Linked DNA regions of Mus musculus: region 2 is linked to region 1. The links are chromatin loops, found by intact Hi-C in ENCODE. Cell type or tissue: left cerebral cortex. All regions are shown on one strand.

Region 1 (8,000 bases):
ATTTTAAATTGTACTATCTCATTTAATGTTCACAGTAGCTCCGAAGGAGACTGATGCTAACCACATTTCTAATAATATAAACTGTCAATTCAGCTCTTCAATATCCCCAGTGACCATCCCCTTTTCAGCTCTGTGCCTAAATCTGAAACCACAGGACTGGTTTCAACCAGCTCCTAGACTCAGCACTGTCTTTGGACAATAAGCCTACAGGAGATGTTCAACACACACATATATCCCGCTTCTCGCTTAGTAAATGTTCTATCATGGGAAGAGACACCGTGACCACAGCAACTCCTATGAAGGACAACATTTTATTGCGGCTGGCTTACGGTTTTCAGAGGCTTAGCCCATTACCATGACGGTGGGAAGCACGGTGGCACTTTGGCAGACATGGCTCTGGAGAGGTAGCCATCCAGATCAGCAGGTGGCAGAAAGAGGTCCATACTTGAGCATTCGCAACCCCAAAGCCCGCCCCCAGTGACGCACTTCCTCCAAGAAGGCCACACCTCCTAATCGCGCCACTCTCTGAATCTACGGGGTAGGGGGGCAGGCATTTTCATTGAAACCACATTTTCCAAATCTTCTTCACACCTATTCTTTAAGATGAGTCTTGGAAGAACGGACCCGCCGGACATGGTGGCACACGCCTTTAATCCCAGCACTCCGGAGGCAGAGGCAGACGGATTTCAGAGTTCGAGGCCAGCCTGGTCTACAGAGTGAGTTCTAGGACAGCCAGGGCTACACAGAGAAACCCTGTCTCGGGAGGGGGCGGGGGGGGGGAAGGAACCCTTGGATGGAAGATCTCAGCAGCACTGCAGAACCAGTGGCACCCTGGAAACCCCTCCCCGGGAGGCGGGGCGGGGGTGACTATGTAGGAACAGACTGTCCTGGATATGACACGGGTGGACTAGCAGGTTCTTAGGAGATTTCTAAACATCTGGGGCCACAGTCTTGGATAACTTGCTTGTAGCCCTCAGGCAGAATACCTTTTTTTAACATTGAAAATTTTTTTCCTGTATTATATTCTGACTACAGTTTCTTCTTCCTCAACGCCTCCCAGACCCCCTTACATCTCCACTCATGCACCCACCCACCCCCAAATCCACATGCTCTTTCTCTTTCATTAGAATATTAGACATCTAAAAAAAAAAATAATAATAATAATAATAATAATAACTAAGATAAAAACAAACGGAGCGAAAAAACCAAAAACAAACAAACAAACAAACAAAAAACAAAAAAACAAAAACGGAGAAACAAGCCAGAATAGGGAAAAAGAAAAAAAAAGGAACCAAGGAAAAAGCACACGGAACGCGTACAGACACTGAGACTCACGCAGAAACTCTGTACAAACAAAAATCAGAAACCATAATATATAAATAAAAGATCTGTAAGGCTAAAAACAACAACAAACAAACAAACGGACAAACAAATGGGCCAGAGAAAGCATTGTGAGACAAAGAAAACCTCCCAAATACTTCTGAGTTAGCTTTCTGTTGGCCATCGACTGCCGGGCTGGGACAGCCCTGAGGAGCAGTTTGTATACCCAGTGAGACTCCCTTGGAGAAAACTAATTTTCCCTTTGAGAGAAGTTATTAATTGGAGACAGCATCCAGGTTAGGGATGGGACTTGTGTCTACTTCCTCTCAGCTGTGCATGCTGCCTCAGCTTGTGTGATCCTGTGTGCATGCGTGAGTGCATGCATGTGTGTCCCGTCGTATCTGGAAGACACTGTTTCCTGGTGGTCTCTAGCCTCTCTGGCCCTGACCATCTTTCCACCTCCTCATCCATAGGGTTCCCCGAGCCCTGAGGGGAGCGATTTGATAGAAACACCCCATTTAGGATTGAGTGTTCCCAGGTCTCCACTCCCTGCACATTGTCCAGTTGTGGGTCTCTATGTTCCCATATGCTGCAGGAGAAAACTTTTCTGATCTTGGCTGAGCAAGACACTGATCTATGAGGACCAAGGGACGTTATTAGAAGTCATTTTTATTGCTACACTCCTTTAGCAGAACACTGGTCCACGGCTTACCAGGCTCAGGTTCGTGGCCACACAGACAGTGTTGAGCATGGGTCCCGTCGGCTCATGGACTGAGCCTGGATGCCAGTCAGATAGAGGATGGTTTGTACCATGAATGCACCAGAATGCGTCTCTTGTAGGCTGGTCACCATGGTAGGTTGCAGGGTTTGTTTGTAGCTGGGCTGCTCTTTATCTTTCTCCTCTGACAGTGTGCAGAGTAGTTTCCAGAACCATAAACACTCATCAGTAGGGGTGAAAGCGATAGGTTTCTGTGGGTGTTGTCTTCAGCAGTAGGGCCGTAACCATCATCGTGTGGAGAGAAACCAATAGTCTTGTTGACAGTTTGGGTTATTTGGGGTTTCCATGGGACCGCTTTGGCCAACAACTCAATTAGATGTAACCCACTAGAGGTTTCCTTTGGTGTCTAGTTGGGGCTTTGTCTCCCCCATTATTTGATGACTCCAATCTAGGTTTCTCCCATATGTGTATATATATTTAAGAAACGCCTACTATATCAGGTTTTCCCACAACCCCTCATATGGTCTTAAATATTAGCAGCCCTACTTGTATTCACTTCCTTTCTCCCCCCTCCCCCTCCCTCCCTGCTCCACTGACCCTTCCATTCCTGCTGAGTCTGTGTCCCTATGTGTATGTGTGTGTGTGTGTGTGTGTGTGTCTCTATGTGTGTGCATGTGTGTCCCTGTGCATGTCTGTGTGCCTGTATCTGTGTGTCTCCCTGTGTGTGTGTGTCCATGTGTGTGTGTCTATCCAAGTGTGTATGTGTCCCTGTGTGTGAGTCCATGTGTGTGTGTGTCCCTGTGCATGTCTGTGTGTGTCTATATCTGTGTGTGTCACTGTGTGTGTATCCATGTGTGTAGGTGTGTGTCCCTGTGTGTGTGTGTGTGTGTCCCTGTCCACCCATAACTACCTAGTCTACTTCCCTTTTTAGGGAGACCCTTACTATGTCTCCATACCTAACCTCTGTGGCCACATGTATTGTAACCCCTGGGGAAGAACACTGTGAATTCCAGCTATCCTACCTTACCTAATAGAAGCTGGCTCTGCCCAGTACCCAGGCTCCTCTCTTCGCCCTCTACTCTTCTCTATAAACCTCGGTGCTTGCTGTTGCTGTAAGAAAAGCAGATGCTCTTTATTGCCTTTGTCTCTGGAGCAGTCTTTAACAGGAGCTATCAACCATCTTTCATTGTACAGGTCAGGAAACTGAGGCCCAGAGAACTTGAGTAACTTATTCACATTAAGCAGCAGCCAGTTTTCCATCCACAACCTTCCTCCCCTGTCCCCAGAACAACTCTCAGCCCGGAGAGAAAACCAGACACTGGTCTGTTACAATGCCTGAGACATACCATGCATTTCTGATGAAACTGATATCAAAACCCACTCCCTGCTCCCCAATCGTCTCAGAGCAAGATCTGCTTCCATGAGAGGAAACACAGATGTGCTTCAGGGGAAAATGAAAAGTGGCCTGATTTGCTTTTCACATAAAGTGTTCTAAGAAATGTGTCTTAATATACCAACTGCAGAAAGAGAGCCAGGTGGGAGCCACCTGAGCAGACGAGGGCTCATTTTGGAACCAATGGCGCCATCTTCTGGTATTCTATGGTATGACACCCCGTGACACCAGACCCAAGCATCTCAGACACCCTTGAAATATTCCATTGATCTTCTATTTTGGTGGATCAAATTAAAACTATGTAAGTATTAATCCACCTAGAATTAAACTTTTTAAATTTTCTTTTTCTTTTAGGGTTTTCTTTTTTCCCCCTGAGATGGGATTTCTCTGTGTAGCCCTAGCTATCCTGGAACTCCCTAAGTAGACCTGGCTGGCCTCCAACTCAGATCTGCCTGCCTCTGCCTCCCAAAGCTGGGATTAAAGGTGTGCCACTACTGCCTAGAAACAATTTTTAATTACTTAAAATATGTATATCGATTCCTAATGAGACAAGACAGACATGTTTACTGCTCTTCTGTAAGTTCTGTGCAGTGAAGGCCTAGCTGTGCCATTACACACACACACACACACACACACACACACACACACTTATTTTGTTAAACAAGAACTACTGCAGAAGGCTGCCGGCTTGGCCTGGGCTCCCTCCCTGGGCTTCCAAACCATGAAGAAGCCACATGGAGTCATTCACACCAATGTTTTCTGTCACCAAAGAAAGCTCGGTTACCTGACCTGAGGGACCCAGGGATTATGTAAGACAGGAGCTAAGTTCCCAAGCACCATGAGGCAAGTTGGCACAATACTGACGTTCTCTGCCTTAATCCTTCCCCAAAAAGTAAGCCGATTGTTGCCGGAAATATTTTTAAAAAGAACCAGCCGAGCCGGGCGTGGTGGCGCCCGCCTTTAATCCCAGCACTTGGGAGGCAGAGGCAGGCGGATTTCTGAGTTCGAGGCCAGACTGGTCTACAAAGTGAGTTCCAGGACAGCCAGGGCTACACAGAGAAACCCTGTCTCGAAAAACCAAAAAAATAAAAAAATAAAAAATAAATAAATAAAGAACCAGCCAACTCTCCCTCGCTCCTGCCGCTGCCACCAACTCTCTGGAGCTAGCCCCCAGGCCAGATGATCTCACTTGCTCCATCTCTCGCCCGTCCAACTCTCTGACTCCGCGAGGTCACAGGGCTCCCGCCCAGCCATTTCTAGGACAGGGGCCCCGTGTTCCTCTTGCTTCGGCGCACTGCCCCCAGGCACCCCTGCTTAGCCATCTCGACACCTAATTATCCAGTAGAATTAAGCTTACAGTTAACCAATTAGATTTATGTATTAATAATATCACATTTTACAAGACGCCAATACAGTAATTTCAGAGCCAATTGATAATGATAAAGCTTTAACCCAATTATTGTAACCTTTAGATAACACCACATCCGCCTCTGTTCTCTTTCTTCCCCTCCACCACCTGTCTCCCCAACTCCTAGCTCCGCCTCCCTTTTCCTGTCCAATCACAGGCCTGCCACTGCCCTAATGTGATTGGACAGAGAAAATCCTGCAACATTTCACCCTTTCTGTTTAATTAAAAAAAAAAAACTTTCTCTCAAAATATAAATTGAACACAACTATTACCATCTTGTATATTATATGGTATTAAGACCTAACACCCAGCCCAACATTTTTGTCGATAAAATTGAACGCTGTCCTCTATCCTAACTTAAAAGACTATAGTTCTGCGCCTGGCTAATGTCCTGGCTTTAGATTGTATGCCGTTTGAAAACCATCCTCTCAGTTCTGTATCATTTTTCTCAACAATAAACAGCTTAGGCTGGCTACGAGACTACCAGTCTTCAACCCCGTCAGAAATCCGATATTGATCAACACTTTGCGTCTCAGTTCTATGTCCCCATAACTGCCTTACAAGGGAAGTGCCTGAACTGGCTTTTGTTCTTTGTCCAGGCCCCCCTTTCCCTAGCCTTTGTCTCTGCTGGGCCCAGAAGAACACTTACTCTACCTAACAAGATGCAACATGACTCCAGAAAGCCTGCTCAGAAAGCCAGGTGAAACACCCACATCATTGTAAATGTTTTAGATGATACCCAAATGCATGCGTGCCCGTAGACTGACTGTGCATGCCTGTGTTCAAACACACGCACCAGGGTTCACATAGGCGAGCTTGGCTTAGGTATGGGTGCACGTCATGACGGAATCAAGCCACAAAAGTTAACACTGGAGTTCTGCAAGAGCAGTAGGGGCTGACTCTCCAGCCAGGGTAGTAAGTAAGACTTCTCCGAGTAAAGAGAGTCAGATGAGTGTCAGTATGCAGGAAGGAGGGCTAAGAGCAGACCCCAGGTCTGAGCTGCTACATGCACAAGTTGAGCACCCACACACTGGGGCGCACCCACGACTCTTAATGGAGTCGGGTCTCTGAGCTCAGCTGCTGGCTATTGCCGCCCTGAGACCACACTGATAGACCAGATTCAGGCCTTCAGCCATAAGTGCCCTCTGATCAGGTGCTCTGGCACGAGATCAGCTCTGGGAGGAGACCATGACTGTGCCTCCTTCACTGATGTGCGCAGGCTGGGAGCGCTCCAAGCCCCGCTGGACCCTGACTGTCCACGCCCGGTGCCTGGCTCATACCATCGCTTCCTGAAGTCAGTGGGAGATTGCTTCACAGGCAGGCATCAGGCTGCTAACTCACGGTAGGCAGAGAGACATCCGGATGAGAGGACAAAGGAAACTCCACTCCCCAAACTCCCGCAGTTGGACAAAAGCCGGCATTCCTCGGGAGCTTATGAAACCCCTTCTAACAAAGGTGCCCACTCCCTTATCTGGGGCAGAAGGGACAAATGGCTCTCTGGGATGCCCATTAGAACAGCAATGTGCGTGCTGGCCAGCAGGCTCCCTCAGGATCATGGGTACCCAACTTGTCTTGCCTCTTCTCCAGTTTGAGCTCAACTTCTCCAGCTCAGGAACCCACCCCCCATTTCTCCTTATAACCCTATTTTGGGGTCCTGTCCTTGGTGGTCTCCTTCTCCTCCTCTATCATTCTCTCTCTCTCCTCTCATGCCCAAGTTCAACCTGCTAGGCATGGTCAGTCCCCTTTCCCTCTCTGCTCTGGACTCCTCCAGATGCCCCTGGCTGTACTCTCCCTCATATCTATAATGAAACCCTACTGATGAACCGTACCTGGAAGCGGTCATTTCCTCAGGCAGCCACCCCCAGTGTCTCCTCCCTGTAGGTCCTAAAGATGCACATCCTTGCGCTGCTCCCCTGGTGTGGGAAGCCACATGTGCCGTTGCAGAGTGGCACTGACTACTGCTGGCCACCACGCATAAGTTTGGACAAACAACCAATGTGTACATATGCAGTAAAGTTTTTTGCAAAGACACTGCCTGGCCCGGGCATGATAATGAGGCTTTGGGAGTATAACCAATCAGATGTGAGACATGCAAATGAGGTATGATAATGAGGCTCTGTGAGGTACAGAGAGAGAGAGAGAGAGAGAGAGAGAGAGAGAGAGAGAGAGAAGCCAATCAGATGAGGAACATGCAAATGAGGCTTAGTGCATAACCAATCCGGGTGTGAGACACGCCTCTCCTAGGCCTATATAAGCAGCACCAGTTCTGGGCTTGGGGTCTCTTCGCCTCTGCAATCAAGCTCTCCCAATAAACATGTACAGAAGGATCCTGTTGCAGCGTCGTTACTGCTGGCCAGTCCGGTGCGCGCAAGACCCTGGGAGGGTGCAAGTGTTAGCCCTGTGGCCACCCATTCCTCTCTAGAGCCCTTACTGCGGAAACTTTCTCGGTACAGGATCCCCAAAAGAACACATGCCCATCAAAAGCATTCAAGGAGGCCCACAACGCCACCTGTGTGCATCCAGCCAGGGGTGACTAGCCTTCCTTGCTTCCTTCATCCTTAAACATAACTGAACACACCTCCAATAGCCTTCCTAGCTCCCAGGAGCATCACAGGGCCTGAAGCAGAAGCTAAGTACCAAGAGAGTATGGGACACCCTGGTCCTGTGCTCAGCAGCTCAGGGCAAGTGATTATGGTGTTCCCTGTAGAGGAATTTTAATCCTCTACATGGCTGCTCTGGCAAGGGATCACATCCAAAGACCTTCTAGGTCTTTATGATCCAGCTGGAATGCAGACACATTCTGGATTACAGTATGGTACGGCTGGAATACAGACACTTCCTTAATACACACCTTTAATCCCAAACAATGAAAGTAAGGTTAGTTTATAGAAGGAAGGAGACAGATTTGATAGTGGAATCTAATTGAGGGGCAGACAAAGTGATGAACCAGAGAGAAATCTGACAGAGCGTGTCAGAGATATGTTTCAGGACAGGAAAGAGACGCTATTTAAGAGAGCAGAGAGGAGAGGTAACTAAGAGAGTCCCAGAGAGAGGAGGCAGTTTTACTAGGACAGTTTTACGGAGACAGGTTGTAAGTGAATACAGGAGCCAGAGAACGGGAAGGAGTCAGAAGATTAGAACAGATTGCCAGTTAATTTGAG
Region 2 (8,000 bases), 54 kb before region 1:
CCTCCTTTGCCCCCTCTCCCAGACCCCCACATTAGCACCTCCCCAGGGATGGAGAGTAGCCCCTTCTCGCTCCTGTCTCCTACCCCACGTGGCAACAGCTTCCTCCTCAGCTCTGCTTCCCAGACCTGTGGCCACTCGGTTCCCACAGTCTTGCAGAAAGATAGAACCAAAGGTTGTCAGCATGTAGGGACAGGGAAGGTTGAGCGCGGCACTGGTAGACAGTGGATCAAAGCACCCAGGGCATTTGTGGTTGTCTTAGAACAGGGGAAGGGAGGAAGGGAGGAAGGAAGGGAGAGAGGGAGGGAGGGAGGGAGGGAGGGAGGGAGGGAGGGAGGGAGGGAGGGAGGGAGGGAGGGAGGTGAGGGGAGGGAAGGGGAGGGAAGGGAAGGGAAGGGAAGGGGAGGTGCACGCACAGGACATGGTGACAGGTCTCGGGAGGTAGAGACAACTAGAATAGGTATGGGGAACATTCCTTAAGAGATCCCAGTCTGGGAACATCCTTAGGAGACCCCAGTCTGGAAGCATCCACAGAACATCCCGGTCTGGCAAAGTCCTCAGGAGATAGACCCCAGTCTGGGAACACCCAGCACTGAGACCTTGTACTAAGAATCAGCAAAAAGCCACCAGTTAGAAACCTAGGTACCTTCCCCTAACTATCCAAGTAAAGCATACACCATTCCCTCCCCTCTCAAGAGGCACCATGGAAACACATCTGTCCAACAAGGGAGAGGAGGAGAGAGTCCGGAGGGAGGGGAAGTGTGTGCCTGGAGACCTCTCTCCATCCTACAGGATGGGAAGCCCTGCCCCTCCCTCAGACACACCTAGGGTAGTCATGAAAAGAAGCTTCCCTTGAGGCTGGGGTGTAGCTCAGTGGTTAGAGCTCCTGCCTAACATGCACCAAACAAACCCTGGCTCAACGCTGAGCACCACATAAAGCCAGGCGTGGTAGAACAAGCCTATAAACCGCACACTCTGGAGGAGGAGCTAAGAGGGCTGGAAGCTTAAAGAGTGTCCTTGCCTACATAGTGAGTTCAAGGCCAGGATGGACTGTGTGAGACTCTGTCTCAAAATACAAGCAAACAAACAAACAAATAGGCAAGCCATCTGCTCGCCGGCAGCAGGGATCCCCAGTGAGAAATACAGTTTGATACCTGTTTTAGGGATCTCTAGAGACCAGTAAGAAAGATTGGATAGATAAGTGGGTGGGTGGGTGGATAGATGGAGAGAGAGACAGGTAGGCAGATTTACTATAAAGTGCTCCAGGAAACTGGGGCTCCACTCTCTTAAGTAGCATAGTGGCTAGACATATACCAGAGTAAAACGGCAAATTTTAAAAACTCAATCATAATGGCTAAGAATTAATCATATTTTACTAAATTCCAAACACTGTCCTAAGACCCTTACATGTCACTCTCCTTGAAGAAAAACAAAATGAGTCACATTAAGGAAAAACAAAACAAAACAACAAAAACCTTGACTGGGCTTGGTGTTCAGACTTGTAATCTAGCTACTCGGCTGACTGAAGCAGGAGGGTCACAAGTTCAAGACCTGCCTGGTCATAGAGTTCAAGGCCAGCTTGTCTCTAGGACCACCTTCAATAAGAAGGATTCGGGAAAGGAGAAGGAGATGGAGGATGAGGGGAAGAGAAAGTAGGGAGAGGAGGAAGAAGAGGAGGATGCGGAGATCAAAACTCTCACTATCAGGTTTAAAGGCTGGAGAGACGGCTCGGTGGTAAGAGCTGGCTGGTTCTCCCAGAGAACCCAGGTTTGATTCCCAGCACCCATGTGGCAGCTCACAGCTGACTGAAACTCCAGTTCCAGGGGACCTGGTGCCTTCTGGTCTCTGAGGGTACTTCATGCATATAGTACACAGACATAAATGCAGACAGAACACCATACAGATTAAATATAAATGAATAAACAATTTTAAAAGCAGCACTGTGTGCTACAAGATGAACAATGCCTTCAAGATCTGGAGGAGGGTCCAGTTACCCTGGACCCCAAAATCCAGTTACATGATGCAGATGAGGGTAAAGTGGAAGGTCTGCAGGCAAGCGAGGACTCAGGGGGACTCTTCGTCTCTCTTAAGAAGCTACTAGGAAAATGTACTTCAGGAAAAGAAGAGAAAAACGTGCATTAAAAGATAAATTTCATTCAAAAAACCAGAGAGACAGAGAAGTTTCAGCTGAGCAGCTTAATAAATTTGAGCCTTTACTCCCAACATGGGAGGCAGTGGCAGGCAGATTTCTGAATCCAAGACTGCCCAGTCTACAGAGCAAGTTCTAGGACAGCCAGGGCTACATAGAGAAACCCTGTCTTGAAAACAAACAAACAAACAAACAAACAAGCTCATTAAAAAAATATGCTTGTGCATAAAAACAACAAGTTAGAGATTTGACCGATTAATGGGGTAGCTACAGGTGCTGTGACCAGTTCAAAATTAAGGACAGGCACTCTCAATATCAATACACATAGCTATGGCCAAGATATACAGGTATGGATGGAAGATAGCCACCATCTTGGGATTGGTACCAAGCTCAAGGTCAGCTGCCAGAGAAATGTCTGCTCTCAGTCATGCATAGACTGTAGAATGCTTGTGGCATTCTACGGTTCCACCAAACTTCTTCATCCACAAGTCAACAACACTTACTAAGCCCCTCAAACTGGTCAGGCACATGGGACAAATCATACATGCCTTGTACCCTGCTGTTCAGCTCACAGTGTAACAAGGCGCTGCTGCTGCTGCTCCTGCTGGTACTGCTGCTGCTGCTGCTGCTTCCCTGCAGAGCATCTGTGAGTGCCCCACCACATCCCTAGCTTTGGCTCCCACCTCTCATCTCTGGAACTACCCATGGGTTGACTGATATTCACTTGCATTTGTGTTATCTCTTCAGACTCACCCTCCATTCTGCGCCCAGAAAGGCATTACCCAAGCCTAATATCATCTGACATTTTGCCCAAAACAACAAACAAACAAACACTCCCAATGGACGTCCATTATTTTTAGGATATGGCAAAACATTTTTTTGGATGGCCAAAGGATTGCTTGACCCTCACATGCAAGCTGCCTCAGACATATTGGTCCTGACTCAGTGCCTGGGAGTTTCTGCAATGAGCTCTGGCCATCACCTCACACAAATGCATCCCCATGTCTTGACTGTTATGTCTCCTCTTGCATGTGACCTCCATCAGATGGACTCTACCCTGCTTCTGTATTCCAGAAGGTCTCCCCTGAATCCTCTTTCCCCACAATCCTATGGTTTCCTATAGCACCAGGCTTGTACCCTACTTCAATACAGACGGCTGTACGAGATTTGAAAATGTTCTCAGTGTGTCTGTACTGGCTGGTGTTGTGTGTCAACTTGACACACGCTGGAGCCATCACGGAGAAAGGAGCCTCCCTTGAGGAAATGCCTGGGTTCTATAAGAAAGCAAGCTGAACAAGCCAGGGGAAGCAATCCAGTAAGCAGCATCCCTCCATGGCCTCTGCATCAGCTCCTGCTTCCTGACCTGCTTGAGTTCCAGTCCTGACTTCCTTTGGTGATGAACAGCAATGTGGAAGTGTAAGCTGAATAAATCCTTTCCCCCCACAACTTGCTTCTTGGTTATGATGTTTGTGCAGGAATAGAAACTCTGACTAAGACAGTATCTTTTCCACTGGGAGAACAAAAATGATGCCTCCATTTCTGTATCATCAGAGGCTGGCCTGGAGCTCAACACCTGGACCTGTGGAATATTTTCCCAAAAGATGAAGGGTGACCTTTGACTTTCTTCACCTTTGGTCCTCCTGAGTGAGGAAGCTACTTAGCTCTTCTCTTCTACACTCAAATTGCCTCCCCGAGATCAGGATGCCTGCTAGGACTGAATATTTGTGAGCCCCAGAAGTCATATTGAAACTCTACCCTGCAATGTGACTGCTTGTGGAGATAGCACTTTTATGGAGTAATTAAGATTAAATAGACTCCTAAGGACAGAGGTCTGAACCAATGGGGTAAGAGTCCTTACATAAAGAGGGGAGTGTGTGTGTGTGTGTGTGTGTGTGTGTGTGTGTCCAGACACATTCATAGAGGAAAGGCCAGGTAAGGACACTATGAGAGGACAAATGTCTGCAAGAGAGGTACAGAACCCTCCTGGACCTTGATTTTAGACTTCACTTCCAAAACTATAAGGAAATAAATTTGACAGTTTTGTAACCGAAGTGGGCTAATACAAAGCTTACACAGTTCCGAAGCCACCCGATCTTGTCAAGGTCCAAGACCTCCTGGGATCCAGGACCTTGTTAAGAACCTGAGGACAAAGAGGCCACTTAGAAAAACCTAAAAGATCAACTCATCTCCCTTCTCTTCATCTGGATTGCTTCTAGACATTGGTAGACAGGAGTAGGACTCTCCAGAGTCCTGCTCAATGGGTCTGTTAGGGCAGCTCATTTTTCAAGACCCTCTCCAGGCAGCACAAACCAAAGAACCACCAGGGGGCGCACACACTTCTGCTGTGAACGCAGCACCAGCAGAGCTCTTTAGAAAGCCACTTGAAATCCTACATTAGGAGCCTCAGGGGCATGTTTCCAACCCTCTGACTCCACTTCTGGGAGAGCATCCCATGAAATGACCTAAGTGCAAACATTATAGACATTAGAGCAACGAGATTTAGAACGGAGAGAGATGGGGGAAAGACCACATGGAAAAGGCTACAGAATGTTTAAGAAAAGCATGATGTAATCCCTGATAAAAACATGAATATTATATGTTACGTCTCCCTTACAAAAGATTTTAGTGGGGCTGGAGAGATGGCCCAGCAGTTAAGAGTTCATGGTGCTCTTTAGGGGGACTCATATCACAACCACCTGTAACTCCCGCTCCAGGGGATGCAATACCCTTTTCTGGTATAACTTCATCTGACGGACCCCTTGAGTGTTGCTGTGACCTCCAGAGCCACCGCCGTCCCACTCTCTAGCCCCTGAGAAGCGCTAATCTAATTGACATTTCTAAAATGTCATTGTTTCAAAATTGCCATGAAATGGAGCTGTAAAGCTGGTCTTCTTTGGGGACATTCTCCATTCAGCACAACTCGCTAGAGATTTATCCATGTTGTAGCTGTCAATACTTCGGTCTTTTTTGCTGTAAACAGCATCCCATGGTTCTGATTGCCCCCATTTAACCCTTCCTCTGCCGAAGAAACCTGAGCAGTTCCCAACTTCTGCTCTGAATAAAGCCACTAGAACAGTGGTCCTCAACCTGTAGGTGACAACCCCTGTGGGGGGTCAGATGACCCTTTCAACGGAAGGGGGTCTCCTAAGACCATCAAAAAACATAGATATTTACATTACAGTTCATAACAGTTGCAAAATTACAGCTATGAAGTAGCAATAAAAATAATATTGCGGTTGCGGGGGGAGTCACCACAACATGAGGAGCTGTATTAAAGGGTTGCAGCGTTAGGAAGGCTGAGAGTCACTACGCCAGGATTTGTTTGAGAATAATGAAGGGATGTTTTATTCATGAAAGCTGTCTAGCTGTTTTCCAAGGTGCTCTCCCTCTTCCTGACAGTGGTGCCCACGTGACTGTGCCTGCTCCCTGCTCACTCTTGCCAGTATCTGGCAGCAGCTCAGCAGCTCTTTGCTTCTAGCATTCTGACAGGTGTGCTGTCTCCTAGCTTTAATTTGCATTTCCTCCCGGTTGCTGCAGCTGCGCATGCTTACAGGTTCTCCACTGCCATCCATACCTCATCTTTACTGACGTGCCAGCTCCTGTCTGCCCACGAGTACGACTGTTAGGTTGTATGGTTCTTTCCTGATTGAGTTTCAGCATCCTTTTCTATATTTTAGCAGATGTAAAACCCCAGGTTCAATCCTCAGCAACAAAATAAATTTAAACAGACCCAGGAGCCATAAGGAAAACCTAAGCAGACGTCCGGGCTCCCCTCACAGTCCCTGGATTCAAGAGATAGAAACTCCTCATAGACTTCTCCTAAGCAGGGTCTTCTGAGGAGGGTGGGCATCACGGGTGCCTCTTGGATGCCCAGGGAGGTGAGTCCTGCCTGGTTAGAGTCTGCATAGAGACCCGTCCACTGAGCATTGTACTCAGTGGTGCCTAGATTTCCTTGATATCTACAGTATGCAAGACTCCACACTACTTGCTGGTAGCATAGAACCCTTGACAACTGCTTCTCTGAAAAAGGACTTGTCATCTGTCCCAGAAGGCAACTGAAAGTGGGCAGAGGCCTGAGCTCTCTGCCTGCATTGTGCATCTATCTGCTTTGTCTCTCAGCTTCAGGCAACAATCCCTCTGAACTCTTCAGATGGGCGCACTGATCTCATAAGGAGTGTCTGTCTAAAGCGGCAGGCTCCTCACCCACCTCAGCCCCTTTGAAACTGACGATTCCACAACCAGGGAAATGGGGTGTTTTATGTCAGCTGCCTGGGAGTCTCCAGGCATTGTCCTGAGCCTGCAGCCATCTTGGATTCATCAACTTCAGGGCTTCATTGACAGATACATGGGAGCAGAGTTGTCCTCACAAACATCAAGGACATCCTTCTTCACTCTGCAGCTTGGGAACTCCGTGATCAACTGGACCACTTGGTAACCAAGGATCCTCAGGTACACACACACCTGCATCCCTCCCCCTTGCCCTGACCCTCATCCCTCCTTTTAACCCATGTCAGGGCCCTGACGGTAGGCTGAGAGGCCTCACCTCACCCTTAAAATCTCTTCTTGGCTTTCTGTAACTCTGGCCTTTTGCTTTCTGGGGCTGCGTGGCCAGATCTGATGTGTGAGGAAACGCCCCAGAGTCTGTCCCGTGGCTACAGCGAGATGCTGGGGGCAACACAAGTCAGCACTGAACACTGCGTGTGCTTCTGGCCTCTCCAAACCCCAGGAGAGCCAGCCTCTGCCTTCACTCCTCCCATGAGGGGCTGAGGGTGGGGCACCCCCCCCCAAGATGATGCCTCCTAAGTGCTGAGGAAGGACCTTCATTTTCCTCTCGATGTAGCTCCCAATTCCACGCACCATCCAGATTCTAATCCTACGCACTGCTTCATCCTGATACCGTGCCAGCCAATTCCGTTTTCTGAAACAGCCCTCCATCACTTTGGACAAGGCTCATAAAGAGAAAAGGGTCTCACATGCCAAAGGACTCGCCTTGGGCTCGGGGGCTACCAGCTCCAGATACAAATGTGTGAACCTCCTTCAGTTAGGAGGTGCAATGGCTACATTGCACCCCTGAGGATGAAGATAAACGCATCTTAACTCTGAAAGCCTTCGAGCTGAGTGGGAGTGGGGAGGACGAGGGAGGGGGGAGTGTCTTTGGGCTTGGGGAACCACAGCTCAACCTGTGATGGCTAAGGCCCCTTGTTCTGTGAGCTGTGGGCTTTGTTCATTATTTCCAGGAGTCTCAACTGCTCACAGAACATGCCTGACACCCACAAAATGAATTTCATACTTCACAATGATCCGGTATTGTTTAAATCAGCATTTTTCTTCCTCCAGGAAGGCTCCCAGCAGTACAGATGAAATTAAAAATTTTTCCAGAGAATATGGATTATAAAAATGCTTCAAAGGTCTCAGAGGTGGATGAAACTATAGAAAAAGACCTCCGAACCTGCTCTTCCCTCATCACACACATCAAGGGGATCCCGGCAGGTGTGATCTCTGGCTTTGTCTGTCAGCTGGAGGAAGAGGCCCACCTGGTAAGGCTGTCTTTACAGAGGCAAAGATGACCAGGTGCAGTGACCAGCAGCTGTCAACTCCGGTCTCACCTCTGTACCTCCCCCCTTCATACGGCCGCCTGTGGTGACATGAGCGGTAGGCTTACTTTATTCTTTTCCACTTGTATGTGATCGTGTGTGTGCATGTCTGCATGTATATGCATGTATGTATGTGGGTGGGTCTGTGTGCACGCATGCATGTGGGGTCAAAGGACAGCCTCAGGGGTCAGTTCTCTCCTGCCACCATGTGACCCCCACAATCAAACTGAGGCCATTAGGCTTGGGGTCAAGTGTCTTTC

Evidence for each region. A loop is a pair of places that touch in the nucleus more often than their neighbours do. Peaks named below come from ENCODE experiments on the same cell type or tissue, not always from the same donor. Only the 100,000 strongest peaks of a DNase experiment are listed, where the experiment ranks them.
Region 2: a loop joins it to region 1, with 7 times the contacts of the local background. A loop is called at or near these places in 27 of 42 quality-filtered maps.

What each region holds. Positions count from the first base shown.
Region 1 is chr12:105,046,720-105,054,719 of GRCm38, reverse strand. Gm31884 (a long non-coding RNA gene) reads right to left here and starts at 6,816. Exons shown (of 3, transcript XR_872957.1): 1 at 6,669-6,816; 2 at 3,066-3,148; 3 at 1,263-2,351. In left cerebral cortex, a CTCF peak has its summit at 3,640 (motif pointing left); a DNase peak (open chromatin) is centred at 3,626.
Region 2 is chr12:105,100,715-105,108,714 of GRCm38, reverse strand. It overlaps Gm31829 (a long non-coding RNA gene), which reads left to right and starts at 5,724. Exons shown (of 3, transcript XR_872956.2): 1 at 5,724-6,595; 2 at 7,484-7,798. In left cerebral cortex, a CTCF peak has its summit at 4,466 (motif pointing right); DNase peaks (open chromatin) are centred at 4,476 and 5,628.